Regions from separate parts of the Homo sapiens genome. Here region 2 is linked to region 1. A link is an interaction called in ENCODE POLR2A ChIA-PET data of the cell type or tissue named here. Cell type or tissue: Panc1. All regions are shown on one strand.

What was found. ChIA-PET counts read pairs that join two places held together with the same protein. Peaks named below come from ENCODE experiments on the same cell type or tissue, not always from the same donor. Only the 100,000 strongest peaks of a DNase experiment are listed, where the experiment ranks them.
Region 2: POLR2A ChIA-PET joins it to region 1 with 6 read pairs; 1 of 35 experiments calls an interaction of 5 or more read pairs at or near these places.

What each region holds. Positions count from the first base shown.
Region 1 is chr5:57,173,793-57,181,792 of GRCh38, forward strand. GPBP1 (GC-rich promoter binding protein 1) reads left to right here and starts at 267. Exons shown (of 12, transcript NM_022913.4): 1 at 267-419; 2 at 1,656-2,608. RefSeq lists enhancers at 1-159, 30-324, 247-356, 797-936, 2,035-2,084 and 1 more and silencers at 1-86, 690-984. In Panc1, no CTCF peak of the experiment used is centred here; a DNase peak (open chromatin) is centred at 149; H3K4me3 peaks cover 6,348 bases; H3K27ac peaks cover 4,525 bases.
Region 2 is chr5:57,679,826-57,687,825 of GRCh38, forward strand. No RefSeq gene overlaps it. Among named protein-coding and RNA genes, the nearest start is that of LNCBRM, 110 kb to the left of the region's middle. In Panc1, no CTCF peak of the experiment used is centred here; no DNase peak of the experiment used is centred here; H3K27ac peaks cover 5,243 bases.

The DNA.
Region 1 (8,000 bases):
CTTAGCCACGCCTTCTCCCCCTCCCCCCAGGCGCCCGACGTAGAGGGCGGAGCTTCTTTGACCGCGGCGTGAGCGGTTGCTTGGGCCAGAAGGTTCTCTGGTGGAGGCGCTCTTCCTGGTGTCCCGCCCAGTAGGTTCGTTCGCACCGCTTCTTCCACACTCTTTCTCCCTCCTTCTCCTCGCCCCGCCTTCCCTCCCTCCTCAATCCCTCTAGTTCCTTCCCCGCCTCGCCACTGTGCACGATCTCGCGAGACTTGGCCCAGAACATTGCGGATCGGGTCGGCGCCATTTTGGGACTGAGACTGGTTGTGGGGGAGGGAAAAGCGGCAAAAGGGGATTATTCAAAGTACCGAAAACCTTCTCCCGGGATCAGGCGCGGCGGCACCCCCAGGCCAGGGGCACCTCTGGTGGGGCAGAAGGTAACACCGTCCTCTAGGCTCCACGCCCGAGCCCGGGGGAGGAGGGGAGTGCCCGTGTCCGTGTTGGGGTTTGAGGGGTCGGGAGCGGCGTTGGTGGCGCGAGGTGTGAGGCTGCCCGCCGACGGAGGGGCGGCGAGAAGCAAGGAGTGAGAGGGGGGAGAGGCGCAGATAGGCCCCTCTAGGTATTGACTCGGCCCGGGTGGAGCGGAGGTGGTGGTTGTGAGGAGGGGGTGGGTGGTTTAGCCCCGGCGGCTTGGTTGGGGGGTGTTTGGCGTTTGGCGGAGGCTGGGAGCGAGTCCGACGCTCTCAGTGCTCGGCCTTCCTTCCCCCGGCCTCTTGCACACGCCCGCCTGGTTTTGCACCACTACCCTTCTCAGGGCTGAGGGAGTCGAGGCCGAGTTGTGGCCTTCGGCGGTTTCTTCAGCAGCGCCTCAGCTTTCCCCGCCTCTCCCAGGTCCGTGGCACTTGCCGTGGACTGGGGCGAAGGCTACTTTGTTCCTTTGAGTCCTGTGGGGTCTGAGGGGACATGTGCATTTTTGAGAGAGAACCATTCTTTGGTTTACGAAAAGGGCCCTGTACCTTCCACCCCCTCAGTTTTGGGAGAAACCTGTTTTCTTAATTCGAGGAAGTGGAAACCTACACCTTCTAGCCCTTTGCTCCCTCAGAAGTGGGGAAGTCTCCTCGGGAGAATTTAAGAAGCGGGTTTGCCCTACTTCTAGTTCACCTTTCTGGCCTTACTGGGTGGGAATATGCCTCCTCTAGTAGACGTTCTGATTTGGAGGGAGCCTCTTTCTCTTTACACTTATCTCTGAGTTACATTCGCTAATACTCCGTGGCAGCACACCTGTCTTCGCTTTCCTTGGTCCATCGAAGAGGGTTGGAGATCTTTTGTAAGATTATGTGTCAATTTCATAGTTTTAAAATTTATTCAAGAAGTATAAGAAGGTTTGCTTATATAATTCCCCAGTATGGGATCTGCACCCCTTCCCAGGTGAAATCTGCCCTTGCCCTCCATAATACCGTCACCTACCGTTTTTCCCTCCCTCTACTCCGATGTCTTGTTCATTCAGTAGACTTTTATCGGGTGCTTGCTTGGGTAAAGAAGCCCTTTTCCAGGCTCCTGTAGGGTTATATAGAAGTGATTTTCTCTCCAGAGGTTGACTTTTTAAGTTGGGGATTGATTTTTTTAGCTCAAAATCAAAACTCAGTATATAATTTTTTTTATAACTTTTACAGGTGATTGAATTACTCAGATATGAAGATCATCATCTAGGTTTTGTGTAAAAGGCCCTGGATATTTTAAGTGGCCATTTTGGATTTACAGTGTTTTTGGATAATTTTGCCCCAGAAGTTTATTAAAATTGGCAAGAATCGTCTGTGAAGTGAATTGATAGTAGTGAACAATTCAGCAAGCTACTTAAAAAGAGACCCAGGCAGCATTTCTTCAGTATTTTGGTTCAAACGGATTATATAACTGGTTACAGTATTTCAGCTGGTGGTAATTTTTGCCTCCCCTTCCCCCACCCCGTTGTTGGGGTTCTTCAGCCGAAACTGAGAGACGTTGATTTGTGTACTGAGTAGTTTCAGCAGTTTCAAATGACTGAGTATTGCTGAAGTTTCATGGCAGTTTATTTTTACCTTTATTGAAAGTTTTAGGAATTTTTGACTTCAGCTCTTTCATGTCACAATGGGACACTTTTTCTGAATGAAGAGATTGAAAGAATACAGAGTTTTTTTCCTTTTATCTTTTATTTACGTGGAAATTTAAGATGTTGCAGTTTTCCGGCAGCATGGTAGTATTGAGATAGCTATGTGTGTCTCTGTATATGCTGATGTTTAGGAATGCTCTTCAGATGTGAAATTTTCTTTTTGTTTTTGCTTTTTGGCTCGTAAATTGGATATTTCATCTGGAGTGGACAAGTACAACAGTGGCAAGTACATGGAATAATAAAGAAGACTTTGATCTTAAATCTAAAGAACTTGGCTAATTCGGGAGATAGCCATATGAAAACTTTAAAACAGAAGTATGGGTAGCTGACTTGAAGTAACTCTATGTCAAATAGTCGTAGGTTAAGTATCTTCAAAGAACTTCGATATTATTTCAGAGGATACAAAATAAAAATACAAACTGGAAAATAAAGATTACAGAGAAAAAACCAACACCTTCCTGTGCAGTCCTGTTGGAATTTGTAAGTACTATTATGGTGAGCAAATCAAATGTTCATTTGTAAACTGTAATCAGAGTTGAGTTTATCCTATGTTATTCTCGGAAGCCTTTCAGTTTCTTGCAGTAACATTGCTTGGTTTCAGTTTCCTTGACAGTCTGAAAACAACTATTAACCATTGTCTGAGTAAACTGAAATTCAGAAAAAACGTTTAAGGCTTAGGAACTTTTCAGATTCAAACAGTCCTAAGCTACAAGTTTTTGCGCTTTTTAAGTAAAAAGCTAAATTCGTATGGCCGGTATATATTGCCTTAGGCTTTGAAGATTCATTCACAGTGGTAGAAAGGTAGGAAAAAATGCAACAAATAATTCACCACGTGTCTTCCTAGCCAGTTTGTATTCTAAATGCGTGTGCCTTGGTAGCCAGTTGACTTTGCAAATGTGAGTTTAGACTGCATTCCAAATGCAGTTTAGTGTTGCATTTGGAGTTACATAGTTTGGTTATATTACAGGTAGTAGTTCTTAATGTATTTCATGAACTAGCTTGGTTTAAGGCATAGTTGTTCCTAACATATTAATCCGTTATAGAAATTAAGTTTTTGAAATAGTTTTGTTGAAATGGTTTTGTATTTCAAATTATTTCTTTACTTTCAAAAAAAGAGGGTATTACCAGGACCAGAAGCTCAGAGGAACTGAGCAAGCTGAATTAAGAACCTTTAAAATAACTTAAGAAAATATGAGTATACATTTTTTTTTCCACTCAAGAGGTTATGCTGGCCTAAGTTTGTAAGCAAAGCTTTTTTTTAAAAAAAGTTGTGAATTAATTGCTATAATAGAAATTGTTTTGACAGGTGAGAGAGTTATCGTTTAATGTTTGTATTTTTCAGGATTAAACGGTGTTTTTAGTTACCGTTAGTTACTACATTTAATTTTTCGGTGAATCATAGGCATTTAATGTTTTTTAAAGAGATACACTAAAATTTAATTTTTTTTTCTCTTTGACTAATGACAAAATTTAATTTTTAGGCAGTTAATATTAGTGAACACGAGTATAACTAAAATTAGAGGGTATTTCAATTAATTGTCTTTCTGAGACGAAAGACTAATTTTTATTTGAGACCGAGTTTCGCTCTTGTTGCCCAGGATGGAGTACAATGGCATGATTTTGGCTCACTGCAGCCTCCGCCTCCCGGGTTCAAGCGATTCTCCTGCTTCAGCCTCCCAAGTAGCTGGGATTACAGGTGCCCGCCACCACGCTCGGCCAATTTTTGCCTTTTTTTTTTTTTTTTTTTTTTTTTTTTTTAGTAGAGACCTGGGTTTTCACCTTGTTGGTCAGGCTAGCCTCGAACTCTTGACCTCAGGTGATCCTTGCGCCTTGGCTTCCCAAAGTGCTGGGATTATAGGCCTGAGCCCACGCGCCCGGCTGAGATTGCAATTTTTGAACTCTTTACCAAGATGGCCTAACATCATAACTTGTCAGTTGCTTATTTTGAACCAATTTTTTTTTTGCTTAAACTGTTGAATCCTGCTAGCTCCCATAGAGTGAAAGTGGTAGTAAATGTAAAATAGAGTTTTTTTTCTCTGAAATTGATATTAGAGAGTTCAGTGTTTCCCTTTGTTATAATAGACTAGGTTATATGTGTTTTCTCTGTCAGACCTGTGTGTAGTAATTCTAATTGAGTGTCTACCTTGATTTATAAAATCGGTGAGAACATTCCACACCCTTTCACTTGGGAGAGCATGTATTTTGTTCATTCCTCAATTCAATGACTTTTCAAGTTGCTTAACAATATGCATCTTAAATAAGATTAAGTTGAACTGGAGTCAAACGATCATTCTTCTAGAAAACTACATAATATTTATTATTTGTGATTTTTTCTTTTTTTGAGACGGACTCTTGCTCTGTCGCGTGCCCAGGCTAGAGTGCAGTGGCGCAGTCTCGGCTCACTGCAACCTCCGCCTCCTGGGTTCAAGCGATTCTGCCTCAGCCTCGCCAGTAGCTTGGATTACAGGTGCCCGCCACCACGCCCAGCTAATTTTTTGTATTTTTAGTAGGGACAGGGTTTTACCGTGTTGGTCAGGCTGGCCTTGAACTCCTGACCTCAGATGATTCACCTGCCTCCACTTCCCAAAGTGCTGGGATTACAGGCCTGAGCCACTGCGTCCAGCCTTGTTTTCTTCTAAATTGCCATTACTGATATTGTTAATCTAAGCAGTAGTGTTAGGATAAAGATTACTCCAGAGATCAGAGTTTTTAGCAATTAACTTTAATCTGTGAATAGTCTATAACATTTGTCAACTTTGCGTACAGCAGTTCTTCAAGGACAGATTTACTTGAACGTTTTGACAGATATTTTCAGTATTTTATTTTTCTGGAGATTGGAATAAATAGTTGCATCCGTTGGTAATTGGAACTATTGCTGGACGCTGCTTTTCCCCAGAAGTTAACACCACTTTTCCTTTTATCTTTTCTACTCTTTATATTTTGCTTTTTTGTCCCTTTCTAAACTGTAGGTCTAAAAATAATAATCATAGTGGCTAACATTTATAGATGATGATGGTTTTTTTGCTGTGTAATTTATGTGGCATATTTTAATTAATTCTTAATCCCGTGAGGAAAGTACTATTATAGTCACTGTGGTACTGATGAGAAAATTAGGATTTAGGGGGGCTGAGACTGGGAGAAAGTTACTTTGTTAGAATTGTAATCTTGACCAAATAAATGTTCAAGCAGTCTGACTCCAGAGCACATACTCAGCACTATGCCATACTTACACTGCCTTCTTGGGGATTTTACTTTACTAATTCATTTATTTGAACATTATCTTTGATATTTTTTTCTTTTCATGTACTGCTTCTCTTTGGTTGATGTTGATTACAGACTGCTAATGGAGTTTGGAAATAAACTAAGAGATATTACTGTTTTGCTATTTGCAGTAACTATTTGGGTGATACCTTTGGTTAGCTAAAATTGTGTGTGTGTGTGTGTTTGAGACAGGGTCTCGCTCTCTCACCCAGATTGGAGTGTAATGGCACGATTGTAGCTCAGGCAACCTCGAACTCCTGGGGTTAAGGGTTCCTCCTGCCTTGGCCTCTCAAAGTGCTGGGATTACAGGCCTAAACCACAGTGCCTGGCCTTGTATTTTTCTTTCACCCATAGCCTGTTTCCACAGGCATGGAGCTAAATGCATAGCTTTGTTTTACCTTGTCTTTTTTTTGTTGTTTTTTTGGGTTTTTTTGAGACAGAGTTTCGCAGTTGTTGCTGAGGGTGGAGTGCAATGGCGTGATCTTGGCTCACTGCAACCTCTGCCTCCCCGGTTCAAGCGATTCTCCTGCCCCTTCAGCCTCTTGAGTAGCTGGGATTACCCGCATGTGCCACCAGGCCTGGCTAATATTGTATTTTTAGAAGACGGGATTTCACCACGTTGGTCAGGCTGTTCTCAAACTCCTAACTTCAGATGTCTGTCCACCTCTGCCTCCCAATATGCTGGGATTATGGGTGAGAGCCACTGGGCCCGGCCCCTTGTCTCTGTTTTTGAATTGAAATAGTTACATGGATTTTTGTGCTTGAAGCTGCTGATATGTTAAAATTGAGGAAGGGAGGAGTAATGGGGAAAGAACAGGAAGAGTGAGCAGGAAAAAAAAAACTGGGGAGAGTTACAAGAAAGGGGTAATTGAGGAGGACTTCTAATCTGAAAGTAAAATAAGCAAGTGAGGATAGAGTTTAAAACCAGGCCAGATTATTTAACTTTTTTTTCTGAGACGGAGTTTTGCTGTCACCCAGGCTGGAAAGCAGTGGCACAATCTCTGCTCACTGTGACATCCGCATCCCGGGTTCAAGTGATTCTTATGCCTCAGCCTCCCAAGTAGCTGAGGTTACAGGTCCCCGCTGCCATGCCCAGCTAATTTTTTGTATTTTTTGTAGAGATGGGGTTTTGTCATGTTGGCCAGGCTGGTCTCGAACTCCTGACCTCAGGTCAGATGATCACCTGCCTCAGCCTCCCAAAGTGCTGGGATTATAGGCGTGAGCCACTGCACCTGGTCAGATTATTTAACTTTGTTTAACCAAACCATCTTTTCTGTTTCTTTTTTGATAAAAATGTTTATCAAATGTTTAGGTAACAACGTTTAGATCTATCAATGTTTAGGTAACGTTTAGATCCAGGTAAGGTACTGATGTAGAAAAAGGGTCATGGCTGAGGGTTTGGAAGGGAACTTGGTTTAGGATATGGAATATCTAGAAAAATGCCTGTGTGACTGTATGTTCACCTAACTTTTTTTGGCCTTAGTTTCTTCATTATACTGATGGAAATATATATGGAGGGTTTTTGTAAATTGTGAAGTGTAATACAGATGTAAAGATTTTTTTGGGGTTTTTTGTTTTGAGACAGAGTCTCGCTCTGTCACTCATGCTGGAGTGCAATGGCACAATCTCAGTTCATTGCAACCTCCGCCTCCCAGGTCCAAGCGATTTTCCTGCCTCAGCCTCTCAAGTAGCTGGGATTACAGGTGCCCACCACCACGCCCAGCTAATTTTTGAATTTTTAGTAGAGATGGGGTTTCCCCATGTTGGTCAGGCTGGTCTCCAACTCCTGATCTCAGGTGATCCACCCACCTCAACAAATTTAAATATGGCTTTAAAATATAGTTTGAAAACTGAATTAAGAATTAAAGGGGGCCAGGTGCAGTGGCTCATGCCTGTAATCCCAACAGTTTGGGAGGCCAAGGCAGGAGGAACACTTGAGATTAGGAGTTCGAGACTAGCCTGAGAAACATAACAAGACTGTCTCTCTACAAAACATAAAAAAAATTAGCTGAGCATGGTGACATGCGCCTGTAGTCCTAGCTACTTGGAAGGCTGAGGCAGGAGGACTGCTTGAGCCTAGGAAGTCGAGATGGCAGTGAGCGGTGATTGCACCACTGCACTCCAGCCTGGGTTGCAGAGTGACACCCTGCCTCAAAAATGAATAAGAATTAAAGAGATGAGGCCGGATGCCTCGGTATTTTTGGCGCTGCGATCGCGACACTGCACTCCAGCTTGGGGTGACAAGACTGTGTCAAAAAAAAAAAAAAGAACCTCTGACATACAAAATACTATTTAAAAAAGGGGTGAGGGGGCAGGGCATGGTGGCTTATGCCTATTATCCTAATACTTTGGGAGCCTGAGGCACGAGGCTCACTGGAGCCCAGGAGTTTGAAACCAGCCTAGGGAACATTTAAAAAAAAGGTGGGGGGGCGGTGCGGGGGCAGGGAATACATCTCTTTTCAAACTCCTGACCTCAGGTGTTCTACCCACCTCGGCCTCCCAAAGTGCTGGAATTACAGGTGTGAGCCACCATGCCAGGCCGAGACAGTGGTTTCTGAGAATTCTTTGAAATTGATAATTTTGTGGGCATTTCAGTGCATTTTTCTGGAAA
Region 2 (8,000 bases), 510 kb after region 1:
AATGCAGAGAGTGAAAAGTGCTGTGTCTAAGATATGTGGCAAAATCAGGGTTAGTCCATGCTGGTGTCACCATCCAAGGAATTGGATCTGGTGAGCAGAATGTGGCAGCAGGAGGCAGTGTGATGGTGACAGTCACAAGGAGATGGGTTCTGGGGCTGCAGTTTGAGGGTTGAAGCAGCTGCTGTGGATTTAAGGATCTGAGAACTCAGGCACAGAAGAGGAGGTCTGGCAAAATCTGGGCAGATTTTGCCCAAGAAATGGCCTGGGGTCAGAGATTGAGTCTAAATCTCAGTGTCAAGAACTGAAGTTCACTTAATTCTTTTTTTTAAAGAAACTTCTCGTTTAATAAACTAGGCTGCTGATTTTGAGATATTTACTTATGATTTTTTCATGGTTCTTCAGAATTATCTCAGAGGGGTCTGAGAGGCTGAGCAGACATAGCCTTAGTGACCCATTTCTGTTTTAGCCAGGGCAGCCCTGCATGTAGGTATTTATATTTAGGGTTCCATATGACACTGCTCTTGGAAAAAGACCTTCATTACTAAGACTGTTAGAAAATGCCTAATTTAGGGAAAAGCCAAGTATCTTTGGGAAAATGTGGGGGCTTCTCCTACATAAGGAAGCAAGGCTAACTCTAGACCCCACAAGAGAGGGCTTGGTTCTCATTGGTTCAGGTTCTGGCTGGAATGAGACTGAAGGATAAAATACCCTAGGCAAGGCTGGGCAATCAAGGACTGGACAAGATCTTGCTTGGCTTTAAAGGATCCCCTACACAATCCTCAGAGATGGAAGCACAATAGATAAGGATATGTAAAAATATTATGTACAATACACATTATACATATATATATACACATATATGTATATGTATAAAACATGGATTTCCTGACCTGCTCATCTAATCTGGCTCATTTTGTGTCAATTCCAGTGTCTTCATTTCTAATAAATATTTATTAAATACCTGTGTGTGCCAGGCCTTGAACTTAGACCTGGGGATCCAGAAGTAAGAACAAGAAGGGAGAGAGAGGGAAACAAGACAATACATGATCACATCAGGTTCAGACAAGAAAACAAGTTTGACTTTCTGATTGTGGCAATTCCATGGGAAAGGAGCAATGCGATCTCCAGTTTGACACAGGGCTGCTATGCAGGAACAGCACCCTGGAGTGACCAAAAATAAAGGCAGCAAGCACCTGGAAGCCCAGGCCTCTGTCTTTTAACTCAGTTAATGAGATCTTTGGCATAACCATGTATACACATGAAATTTTCTCCTCCTCAGTCTCTAATTGTACCAATTTAGTTGCCATTAAGATTATTAGCATAATTCTACTTTAATTACTGACAACTGTACCTGGTGCAATGAGTGAACCTCCTGGGCAACTTCCTGAAAAGCACAGTTGCTCCATCACTGCTGGGTAATGGTGATCATAAGCTTTGCCAAGCAGAGAGACAAAGCGACACTCTGCCGACGCAGCCTCACTTGCAGTCTTCACCTCCCAGCAGCACCATCATGCTATTGACCCCATCATTTTCTTGGGCTAGTTTACAGAAGCGAAGACAAAGGGAGAGAAATCCACCCGTTGAATCAGCCACTGTCTGAACCAAGGCAACAATTCCCATTGATCTGACTCACTGCCTGGAAGAAGATGGTGGTCATCTCATCCCATTAACTGTTTCTGCAGTTTCAGGGGACAGTGTATTCTGCTTTATTGCTTCAAGTGATAAAATGGGTAGAATTTGTTACTATGCAGTGACAAGTAGCCATGAACTTAAGCAAAACCAAACGGATGGTAGGTTAAATCATATTTGAAAAGCATATTCAAGTATAATTTTCTCTTTTCGGAGGCAAAAGACCCAGGTCTTAATGGAGGAAGAGCTATTTTTAGCTTATCATGTGTCCAGGTGTTCAATGATTTGAAATCTTATATCAGGCTTTGTTTCTGAATTAGTCTACTTCCCCCTGATTACAGTGTTTTAGTTATTTATTGCGGCATAACAAACCACCTCAAAACTTAGTACCTTAACACAATAATTTGATATTATCTCTTAGCTCTTGCTTGGAGGTCTCCCATGTGGTCACCTTCAGTTGTCAGGTATGGCTGGAGCCATCTGAAGGCTTGACTGGGCCAGATGTCCAGATGGTTTCTACATTCACAGGTCTGGTACTCGGGTGAGTATAACTGAACAATTGAGCTTAGCTGAAACTGTTGACTTGAGTGTCTACACATGCCCTTCTCAGCTTGTGGTCTCAGTGTGCTCAGGCTTCTCACGCAGCAACTCAAGGCTCCAGGCAGGAGTTGCCAAGTCTCTTTTAATCAAATGTCAGAAGTCAGGTAGTGTTATTCCCTGCACATTCTATTAAGTGAGTCACAGAACTAGCCCTGGTTCAGGAGGAGAGAACTGCAAAAGGGCATGAACGTGGGAGACATGATTCATTGAAAGGAGACACCTTTGCAAAGTAGCTATCATATTAGCATCTTTAGCATTTTATATGAACTCAGGTAAAAACCTGAGGGATTGTAACATCCCCAAACCTTATTGCGAGTAAGCTGATTATGAGGGTCATTTAGTATAAAGTGCCCATGCTAGCTGAAACCTCTCTTAATGAAACTGACTAAACTTTGTCTGTCAAGCTTATGAACTTTACTATTTCTGGTTGAGCCCCTACCTTCTAGGAAAGTAGACAATTTATTCTGAATTGGAAAAATTTTATCTGTATTTTACTTGAGCAACTTTTTCAACAATAAAATCCCGATGATAATTTTTAAAAATAAAGAGCCAAGAGAATCACAATTTCCTATGGCTACACTAGTGACTTCAGATTTGACTTTGCCAGTTTGTCAAACTACAAATGTTAAGGAGGGCCTCGTGTATGGTAAGCAGCCCCTCTGTGAGGTGCTTGGGAGGAAGAAAGGACACTTAAACATGGTTCCCGTCCTGGATGAGCAGGCAAGTCCTGAACCCAAAACTTAGGAGTAAGGATTTCTCTGGCAGCCTAAAATTTAGTTGAAAAAGCAAAACATTGCATATACAGAAGAATAGAGTAAAAATTGCTACATAGTGGAGTACATGTAGATTTTATGGCTTTCCAATTATTTTTCAACTTTCAGTTTTATATGGGAAATAAGCTTATTGGATTTTTTTTCTAGTTGTTGCTGTTTCTGTCTCTCAAGATAACTTTTAGGATAAAGCATTTGTCCTTGACATCTTCATTTATAATCCGGTTGAGTTCTGGTGTGTAGCCAAGTTTATATGTAAAATTGATACCTAGAAGAAAAATAACTATTTAATGTCAGAATGACTTGTTCTAGGCTGATGGTTGTTGACAGAACACAAAACATTCTCTGCCTACAATTTGGACAATGCCCAGAATTATTAGGCAATAACTGAATCAAAAAGAGAATTAAGCTCCTCCATGTGATGAGTACTGTTAGCTCCTTGGGTCACAAAAATAAGTAAGAATCAGTTCCCGCCCTCAAGAGAGTCAGCATGGAGAAAAACACAGGTAACACTACTAAAGTTCATGATATAAAGAGATATAAACAAAGTGCTGGAGGGAAGAATGACTTAACTAGAAGGGTCACTGATGACCTCAGAGCATAGTAACATTTAAGCAGTTTCTTAAAGGCTCAGTAGGATATTGTCAGGCAATAAAAGAAGATTATGCCAGGCAGAGTAGATAGCATGTTTAGGAAAGGGATGATAAAAGGACCCAGAACATGTAAAGAATAGTTAGAATCATGGGAGCTACAGTGTGAGGTGCATTTAGAACTGATGATAGAGGAGGCCAGAGAATAGGCAGGAGTCAGATGGGATATATGGTGTGTTTGCTTGATAAAAGTAGGGTTTGGGTAGTTATGAATTGACTAGAACATAGAGGCCTGAAGAGTTAGAATAAGTCCAGCTGCCAGAAAATATAACTTAGGCCAAAATTCTTCAACTGATCTCATATTGTTCCACATCTGACAGATCAGTCTAGGAGAACAAAGGACAAGCAGGATGCAAGCACCTCTAGACAAAGGCTGAAAATGAGCACAAGATCAGGGTAAAAAACAGAAGCTCAAGAGGCAGGAAAATAAATCTGTCAGCTGCCTGCAGTCACATGGGACTAGACCTTAAGAGGGGGAATTGGCTGGGCGTGGTGGCTCACGCCTGTTAATTCCAGCACTTTGGGAGACTGAGGCAGGTGAATCACCTGAGGTCAAGAGTTCGAGACCAGTCTGGCCAACGTGGTGAAACGCCGTCTCTACTAAAAATGCAAAAATTAGCTGGGCATGGTGGTGGGCACCTGTAATCCCAGCTACTCCGGAGACTGAGGTAGAGAATTGCTTGAACCCGGGAGGCGGAGATTGCAATGAGCGGAGATCGTGCCACTGCACTGTACCCTGGGCGACAGAGCGAGACTCTGTCTCAAAAAAAAAAAAAAAAGAAGAGGGGGAATTATGTCCCTCTAAGAGGGTGGGGCTACTTGGCAGGGACTTGATCAGCCAGGAACAATCCAAGAGTCTAGGACCTAGGCATCTGATTTGGTTTGGCTCTGTGTCCCCACCCACATCTTATCTTGAAATGTAATCCCCACCTGTCAAGGGAGAGACCTGGTAGGAGGTGATTGGATCATGGGAGCAATTTCTCCCATGCTGTTCTTGTGATAGTGAGGGATTTCTCATGAGATCTGATGGTTTTTAAAGTGTGGCACTTCCCTGTTTGCTGACTCTCTCTCTTGCCATCTGCCACGTAAGATGTGCCTTGCTTCCCCTTCACCTTCTGCCAGGATTGTACATTTCCTGAGGCCTCCCCAGCCATGTGGAACTGTGAGTCAATTAGATTTCCTTTATTTGTAAATTACCCAATCTCAGGCAGTACCTTTATAGCAGCATGAGAATGGACTGATACAGCATTCAAGAGCCAATCAAGTTGATTATGTGGTGATCCAGTGAGCCCTGATTTAAAGCTCATTCATAATCCCTACATTGAAAGACTGGCTCTGAGCTATGTTCAAAGGCTAAATCTAACAAGAAAAATTAAAAACCCCAACCTTCAATGGCTAGAAGTATAAAAAGACCTATAATAAAGCCTAGTTTTTCATAGGCAGCTATGGTTCTCCAAGGAAGTAGAGCCAATAGGATGTGTGTATATATAGAAATTTTGTTTTAAAGAATTAGCTTATACTATTAAGAAATTCAAAATCTTCAGGTAGGCTGCCAGGCTGGAGACCAGGGAACTGACCAACATCACAGTTCAAGTACAAAAACTGTCTGCTGGCAGAATTCCTTCTTACTTGGGAGAGATCTGTCTTTTGTTCTATTCAGGCCATAAGTTGATTGGACAAGGCCCATCCACATTAGCCAGGCAATTTTGTTTACTTAAAGTCCACAAACATAAATGTTAATCTCACCCAAACACATGCTTGTGGAAACATCCAGAATAGTGTTTGACCTAATATCTGGGGACTATGGTCCAGTCAAGTTGACAAGTAAAAGTAACCAATCATGACAGGTGGAGGCTGATGGATGTAAGTAAATACTAGAGAGTTAATATTTTATAAATAAAATTTACACATGGGTAATAAAAACAGAATTTTAAAAATTTAAATTTATTTGCTGGACTGTTCATTCATCCTAAAGTCATATTTAGTAGAATATGAATTTACGTCTGTGTGTATGTGGTGTGTGTGTGTGTGTGTGTGTGCATGTGCATGTGCATAGGGGTGTGTGTGTGAGAGGGAGAGAGAGTAAATATTTTTGTGTGGTGTTCATAAAACTATCCTGGAGATTTATCTCTTTACTTAATTGTATCTGTTGAACCAAGATGATCAAAGTGTGGTCAGTTGATTTATTTTAGCTATCTTTAATGAGTAGTGCTAGATTTTTCTTCTGGTTGACTTGTTCAGCAATATACTAGCGAGAGTGTCAGTGCTATGTCAGCCAGTCTCATTGTGTGAAGGCATAGGCTAGAATTACACTAAGTATAATCCATGGATCAGTAGCTCAAATCACTTATAGACCTAATCACTTCAGCTAAATCACTTGTAAGTTCATAAGAAAACAGAATCTTATGTCCCTCCTGACCTGTGAATTAGAACCTGCACTTCAACAAAGCCACAGGTAATTCATATCTATGCTGAAATTTGAAAAACGTAGGTTCAGAATAGCAGCCATTAAGTATATTGCTCATGTGACTGGCTCTCCAAAGCATCTTCTTTACTCACAGGAAATGAGAGAAAATACTGTGTTGCAACACCGTTTAAAAAATCAATGTAGAGCCCTACCAACCTGAGGCCTCTATTAACAAATCCATCCCATGATGGAGGGGAGAGATCTTGAATCTGAATTACTCTAGTATTTACATCATGTAATTCACCATTTTGCTATAAACTGTATTCTGTTCTTTAACTGCTTTATATAGATATTTTGAAACCTTTGATTTACACGTTATATGCTAGTTCAAGCTGTTCTGTTGCTCTGATCTAGCCTACAATAAAGGTCTCAATGTTTTTAACCTGGTGTACAAGGCCTTGCATAACTTATGCTGCCTTCAGATTTTCTACCATATCTTTTTTTACTATGCTTTTAAAGGTTCTTTCATTATTGTTCATCCTACACAAACACCCTGCTACCCTCTGCCCCACACCACTTACCCTTCTGTAGTCCACCTATCCTACACTTTTCCAGACATTCTTTCTCACTTCTCACTCTAACTACTGTCTATTCTTATTGTGTCTGTTACAGTTTCTCTGACACTCAGGTAAAACTCCCTTTATTTTTATTTATTTTATTTTATTTTTTTTGAGACTGAGTCTCGCTCTGTTGCCTAGGCTGGAGTGATGGCATAATCTCGGCTCACTGCAACCTCTGCCTACCAGGTTCAAGCAATTCTCCTGACTCAGCTTCTGGAGTATCTGGGACTACAGGCGCATGCCACCACGCCTGGCTAATTTTTGTATTTTTAGTAGAGACACGGTTTCACCATGTTGGTCAGGCTGATCTCGAACTCCTGACCTTGTGATCCACCCACCTCAGCCTCCCAAAGTGCTGGGATTACAGGCATAAGCCACCGCACCCAGCCTCTTTATTTTTATTTGTCCTTTGATGAACAGATGCTATCTCCTCCTATGGAATTTAAGACCTGTGAAAACAAGGGCCGAGTCTCACATTTCTCCATTCCCATCGCCTAGTACTCTGCCCACAACAGGGGCTTAATTACCGTTTGTTTATAGTGTAGTATGGCTGTGAAGAATAGATGATTGCTTCTCCAGATACAGGCATATTATAAGGAGACCCTGAATAAAATGTAATTGTTTTAGTGGAAAAACTTTGCATGGCATAAACATTATCCAACTCATTGCCAATGACCAACTAAACAAACTCTTCCTATTAAAATAAAAAACGTCATTCTGTATTTTCTGTTACACTTTAATTCACTTCTCATTTTTATTTTGTTGAAAGGAAAGACACATGTAGTTTAAAGACATACAGTAAAATATAAAACTCTTCTTTATAAAGTTTCCCCTCAAATATATACTTTACATTTTTCATTTGATGACTTCTAATTTCCCTTTTCCTTTTCAGTTCAATATCTCTGAGTATTTTACTTCTCAATGACACAAAACATTCACTTTCTATGAAGATCAAATTATTACATGTTTTTCTAATGGGACAAAGCGTAAAGTTTTCAAGATATGATTTTGTGATAGTTTCTTAAGGGGAAATGCTCTCTATCTAAACAGACTTAATAAAAGAAATCCTGAGATCACTTACAGACACAATACCTTTAATTTCAATGACCAAAACCAGATTATATGATATATTGGAATTCCAGAACACCCTCTAAAAATGTGAATTCCATTGTAATTATAAAATACTTGGAGATCACCACATGAACTGCAAACATATTCTTTTGCTTTCTCCTGTGCCAGTAGATTTAAGAAATTCATAAGGAATCTCTTCAAGGACATAATATCCTAACATTAATTTATTGAGCACACCATATTGAAACCAAAT